2 separate regions of the Homo sapiens genome follow, and region 1 is linked to region 2. A link is a contact called in ENCODE Hi-C data. All regions are on one chromosome and are shown on one strand. Each heading gives the region's core, a stretch centred on a gene start or an enhancer-like site at or near the end of the contact. The rest is flanking DNA. Distances are from core to core; before and after follow the strand shown. Region 1 overlaps TBC1D2B (TBC1 domain family member 2B). Region 2 overlaps PEAK1 (pseudopodium enriched atypical kinase 1).

Region 1 (2,901 bases), core at 21-2,520, 860 kb after region 2:
CTAGGAATGGCCATATGACAGTTCCAGCCAATGATGCATAAGCCACAGGTTTCTGGGAAAGCATTCTCCTTTTGATGTAAGTGCCACCCCCAGGGGCAGCTAGCATGAGCAGGAAAGCTAATACACTCTAGCAATGGAAAATACAGAGTCAGAGACAGCTTGGGCCCTTCAGTGGCACTAGTGAGTAGCTATGCCAGCCACAAACTGCTTATCATGTGAGACAAATTACTCCCTATGTGTAAGTCCTTATTAGTAAGGTTTCCTGTTAATTACAACTAAACATAATGCTAACCCTTTCAAAATGATATCATCTCATATATATGTATACAATATATATGTGTATATACACATACATATGGCTCTTTACACTTAACAATGCAGTTTCCCATTTGATCTTTATAACAACTATGAAGAGGGGTGAACAAACTTCAATTCCCAGAGCCACAGTTTCCTAACCCTGTACTACAGGATACGTGACTTACTTAGAGTCTGACAACTAGTAAATATCCCCAAGACTCACAGGCCCACAGGGCTTCTTCCACCAGGTAGAGCTGCCTTCTAAGATATACAACTAGCTATCAGTGCAAAACGTTAATCCCCTATATCTTTCTCCATATTGACTTTAGGTGCTAGGAGGGTCCTGATGGGTGATGCCCACTAGACTACAAATCAAAATGTTCCAAACAACTGGGTGACTACGAGACAATACTAGGAAAAGTTTTATTTTTAATGCAAATCAGTTATAAAAACATTCTTCTTTAATTCTTACTAGAGTAGGCTAAGCTGAGCAGATAACAACAAGCATGGCTTTAGAAACTTCACAGAGCACTGCCATATAACACATCACAATTTATCTTTGAACCAGATTTTATCTCTGACGATAAAACAAAAGGGGCTAAAATACAGCCTTTTCTTCTTGACTTCCTGCTTTAGATTTTTTGACTTCCTGAACCATTATAGCCTCACATACTGCTCTGGGGCCCAAAGTTTCATTCCTTGTTCTTCGAAGCTATCTAAAAATTAATAGAAGTCTAATGTTACAGTCATTTCTATCTATAAAATCTTCAAAGGCACTCCACTGCTCTTAGGTTAAAGTCCAAAATCCCAAGACCAGCAGTCTAGGCTCTCCCCCAGCTCTGGCTCTGGGTCCCAGGTGTGCCCCCAGGTTCAGCTCACTCCCCACAACTGCTTCCAGCCAGTAGCCATCCTGACTGCAGCTCTGGGAAGGCACTGCAGTTCAGCCCTGTCATCTGACTCCCCTCCTCTCTACCTAGCTAGTTCCTGGCCATCCTCCAGGCCTTGGCTTAGATGCACTTCCTCAGAGAGGCCCTAACTGCCAGAAACTATGCACAGCCCACTTACAGCCCATGGTACCAGCATGCACCCTTCCCTCACATTTCTCTCATTTTTTCTCTGCACAACCACCCTGCTTGACTAGAAATTCTGTGAGGAGAGGGACAAAGCTCATCTTGAGTGCCGACTTTGCTGAATGAATGAGTAAATGTCAGGTGGCATTTACTCAAATGCTAAATTCCATACCTGGAGTCCCCATATCAAAGGAGGAGAAACAAATATGGGCTTCAGATGTTTTCTCTGGCTCTCCAATCACAGCATTTTGGCTTAGAAGGAGGAAGGACAGCTGTTATAAAGAGACTATAGGGCTAGGCACTACTTCTTTGTCCTCCTTTCGGTTTAATATCCCTGAGTCTTTGCTAGAAAGAAGCACTTGGTGCCCTCAGAACAAAGGAACTGAGGCAAATCAAGCACCTCCTGTGCCAAAGGCACTGGCTATGCTCATGAACCCTGCCTGTTCCCACAGGGTTTCCAAATGTTCCAAGTGACTGAGACACTCAGTTAGGAGCTCCTTTTGAGTGAAAAGCACTATAAGAGTGGCTTTCAAAACAACTCAGTTAACAGTGACTCGACTCTGAACGAAACATAAGGGCGCATAAAGTTGAAAATAAAGGCATGATCTCAGAACCTGGAATAGTCAGAGCGCTAAGACAGTCGTGAAAGTGACTCAAAAACTCTCACAGAAAACATATTAATAGGTACAAAGCATATATAGTAATTTATCACTGATAAGAGGGTTAACCTGCTGAAAAATACTGGGACAAGTAAAAACAAGACTGACAAATTTGGAGACGAAAAATTCATCTAAGAATGCCTTTGTTTCTGGAGTAAATCAGCCACACGTGCCAACACCATCCTTGGTGGGACAGGCAACTCGGATGCAGCCCTGTGTTCTGCTGAGCAGAGGGTCCCACGGGTTTTAGGAAGTGAAGAAATCTCTTTATGAAACTGTTAGAACTAGTCCTTACTGTTGTCTACTCCTTTTAATGTACGCTCCGTGTGTCTTCCAAAAATACTAATACAATGGCCTGGGCTTTTTAGACCTTACTTCAGAGCTCAGGAGGCTGTTTTGTTTGTTTGTTTGTTTTTCTGGATGTGTTATTTTCCCTGTATGAAGAGTGGGGGCCAAAAAACAGTCCCATCTCCACAGTCTTTGCAATGGGGTAGGATGGGCAGCAAATAATTGTTGTTCTGTTCTTTCTAGAGGTTATCTCCATGCTGCAAATGGCCAGGGATTACCCTGAGTTACAGAAATGCCATGAATCCAGGATAGAATGAAATCAATGTTTGAAGGTTAAAGTCTTCCTAAGAAACACTAGAGAATTACAAGTGGAATGATCTGAGAATACCTTCCTAGTGTATACAAACACCTGTCAATCTTGGCAAGTCTGCCCAAGCATGACTATCTAGGCATGAGTGCTTCATCATTAGGTGTAGTAGAAAGGCTGGCCCTGCAGTCAGAACTAGACTTACAGCACCACAACTTACCACATGCTGACCTTAGTCGTATCTTCCATATGCTTGGCACTGGCCTTGCCTGATTCCAAG
Region 2 (2,775 bases), core at 33-2,532:
CCTTAACCACGAGGGCTTCATTTTAAACACTAATTATATTTGGAGACAAAGAGGTGCACTTAAAGACACTGTCAAAACTATTTTAACCTACAACAGTCTCATAGAGGGGGAATCTGTACCAGATGCAGGTCTGTCCAAAGAGCAATCCTTGGGTTTTACAGCCTTTGTGAAATGACTTCAGTGGCAATCAATAACTAGCAGCTTTCCCTGCTCAACACCAACGCTCCCCAAATGGGAAACTCCAGTCTCCAAAGTTATGCTTGAGAAATAAGAAATGTGTCTCCTGAGGCACTTACACAAGGAAATAAAACAGTCTATCCTGGTGTCTTCTATTTATTTGCCAGAACAGGTCTGATACAGAGCACCCAAATGGAATGTTTGATAAGAAAAGCTCATTTACCTCCACATTCCTTATAATCTCAAAGCAAATCTTCTAGATGAAATAGTCTATGGGAGAGTTTAATGGCTGAAGCTGCCCCTAGGAGGTAGCCAGGATTCCATGATCTAAAATCCTATTTCATATTTGACAGTTTTCAGGACCAAAGCCCTTCAGGCTATAGATTAAGCTATTCAAGAGTGGCCTATTTCACTTCAAGTCATGACAGCTTTTTAAGAACCTATTACTGTTTTTTATTCTCTCTACTGCCATACAATGACAATAATTAGTTTGCTTCTAGTCCAACAGTTTCAGGCAGATTTGATACCAAAAAAAAACCCCACAAAAATACAAAAAAACAACAAACAAATCCACAATGGATTTCAATCTTGAAATAAACTGGCCAGCAGAAAGAGCTGGAGCTCCTCAAGCTGGATTCAATTTCCATTAGTGAAGAAAAGGAAAGTGTGTAGGTGGGAGATTAAACACCATATATACAGCATTTCCTAAAGGCACCCAAGGAGAATCTGTTAATAATAAAGGAGGATGGAGAATGAACTGCTAAGCTCCTCCAATTCTGTGACTCCCGAAGCCCACCATCTCTCTCCATAAAATCTGTCACATTGCCATGGAGGCAGAGTCAAGAATCCTCACTGCTGTACGTGGGCTTTTAAGGACACTCTCAGTGAGGATCTATTGCCTATATGTCATCCCACATATTAGTCCATCTCCAGGATGCTAGGGAACAATTTACAAGTCAAGGTTCTCACTAGGCTTTTGTTAAAGAACATGTGGGTCACTTAAAAAAAAGGAAAGGAAAATGTGACAACCATACCCACGTCACTGTTCCCAACCTTTCCTTCTTCCACAGTGAAAAATGCTGACCTGACACCTCAACCAGCTGCCAAACTCTTCAGTATATGACTAAAAGGGTGGGGAGAGGAAGTGAAAGCAAAGCTGCAGGAAGAAGTTTTGCAGAAGATAAAACACAGCTTAAATTTGGTACACAAATGGAAATTCCATGAGTAAAAGGGACTTTCTTGAGATCTGACTGAAAAAAAAAATTATCATTCCTTGCTATCACAAGAACATGAGGTTCTCCTATCTAAAGAAGAAACCAAAGTAAAATCTGCTTAATTTTGGAAACTTAATGAAATCTCCAGAAGCCCATCCAGTTCCAATTGTTCTAACCACAACAGTTTTTCTAACAGTTCACTGCTCCTGTCACATGGTAGTCATCTCAGGATAAGAATCATGTAACAACAAATGCACCCCTGCAAAGCAGCACCGCTCAGTTCCAACTAATTTTTAAATTCAAACTCTTTGACGAATCAGTTAACTACTACTAATAATAATTATTATAAACTTGGTAATAACTAGTTATAAGATTAGAAGTTCCAAAATGTTCCCTGAAACCACTTTAGACCCCTATTTAAGAAGGTATACATCAGAGAAGAAGTTAAAGTATTATCTAATAACAGCCAAGACTCCATAGTCTTTTATAGTTTTATTTTATTCACAAGCTTTTTCTTCTGCTTGGAATGTATTTCCTCTAATGCTGTTCCATTTGTTGAAACCCTATTTATCCTTCAAGATGCAGTTTAAATTTTACCTCTGTGATGAAGTTTTGCCTAACTCGATTATACCACATTGTTTTGTAATTATGTAAGTCCCCAGAAGGCAGGTCTAAGTGTTTTTCCTCTCTATATCTCTTGAATTGTTTGGAATACATTGGATACTAAATAAATGTTTTCACTCAAGAATAATTCTAGTTAGCATTTACTACTAAGTACCAGGCCCTTTACCCATAAAAACTCATAATTCGGCCAGGTGCGGTGGCTCAAGCCTGTAATCCCAACACTACATTTTGGGAGGCCAAGGCGGGCAGATCACCTGAAGTCAGGAGTTTGAGACCAGCCTGGCCAACATGGTGAAACTCTGTCCATACTAAAAATACAAAAATTAGCCAGGCGTGGTGGTGCGCGCCTGTAGTCCCAGCTACTCAGAAAGCTGAGGCAGGAGAATCACTTGAACCTGGGAGGGGGAGGTTGCAGTGAGCCGAGATCGCGCCACTGCACTCCAGCCTAGGCAACAGAGCGAGACTCTATCTCAAAAAAACAAAACAAAACAAACACCTCATAATTCTCACAAAACTCTATGATAGACATACTATTATTTGCCCTACTTTACTGATGAAGAAACTGAAACTTGCCCAAGGTCACATAGCTAGTAAATGGCAGAGCCAGGATGAATGCATGCATGCACGTATGCATGCATAAATGGTATAGCTTCATGGCATCTGGAGGCTGCTTTAAACATAAACATGGCAGTGTCTGAAAGACAGTCCACACAGCAGCAGCAGCAGCAGCAGCACTGTCCACCATAGTGGAATTCCACCA

The links. A loop is a pair of places that touch in the nucleus more often than their neighbours do. Pooled maps may share reads with other maps.
Region 1: a map of vagina shows a loop between it and region 2 (21-fold over the local background). The contact joins two enhancer-like sites. A Hi-C loop is called at or near these places in 1 of 168 maps with a recorded cell type or tissue (vagina), 2 of 37 single-sample maps with no recorded cell type and 3 of 50 pooled maps.

What each region holds. Positions count from the first base shown.
Region 1 is chr15:78,050,946-78,053,846 of GRCh38, forward strand. All of the region lies in intron 2 of TBC1D2B (TBC1 domain family member 2B), which reads right to left. Among named protein-coding and RNA genes, the nearest start is that of TBC1D2B, 25 kb to the right of the region's middle. Within about 2 kb of position 1,271, at least 18 of the 41 ENCODE cell types and tissues checked have a DNase peak (open chromatin) inside an H3K27ac peak, as active enhancers do.
Region 2 is chr15:77,186,714-77,189,488 of GRCh38, forward strand. All of the region lies in intron 6 of PEAK1 (pseudopodium enriched atypical kinase 1), which reads right to left. Among named protein-coding and RNA genes, the nearest start is that of LINC00597, 37 kb to the right of the region's middle. RefSeq lists an enhancer at 1,032-1,251. Within about 2 kb of position 1,283, at least 10 of the 41 ENCODE cell types and tissues checked have a DNase peak (open chromatin) inside an H3K27ac peak, as active enhancers do.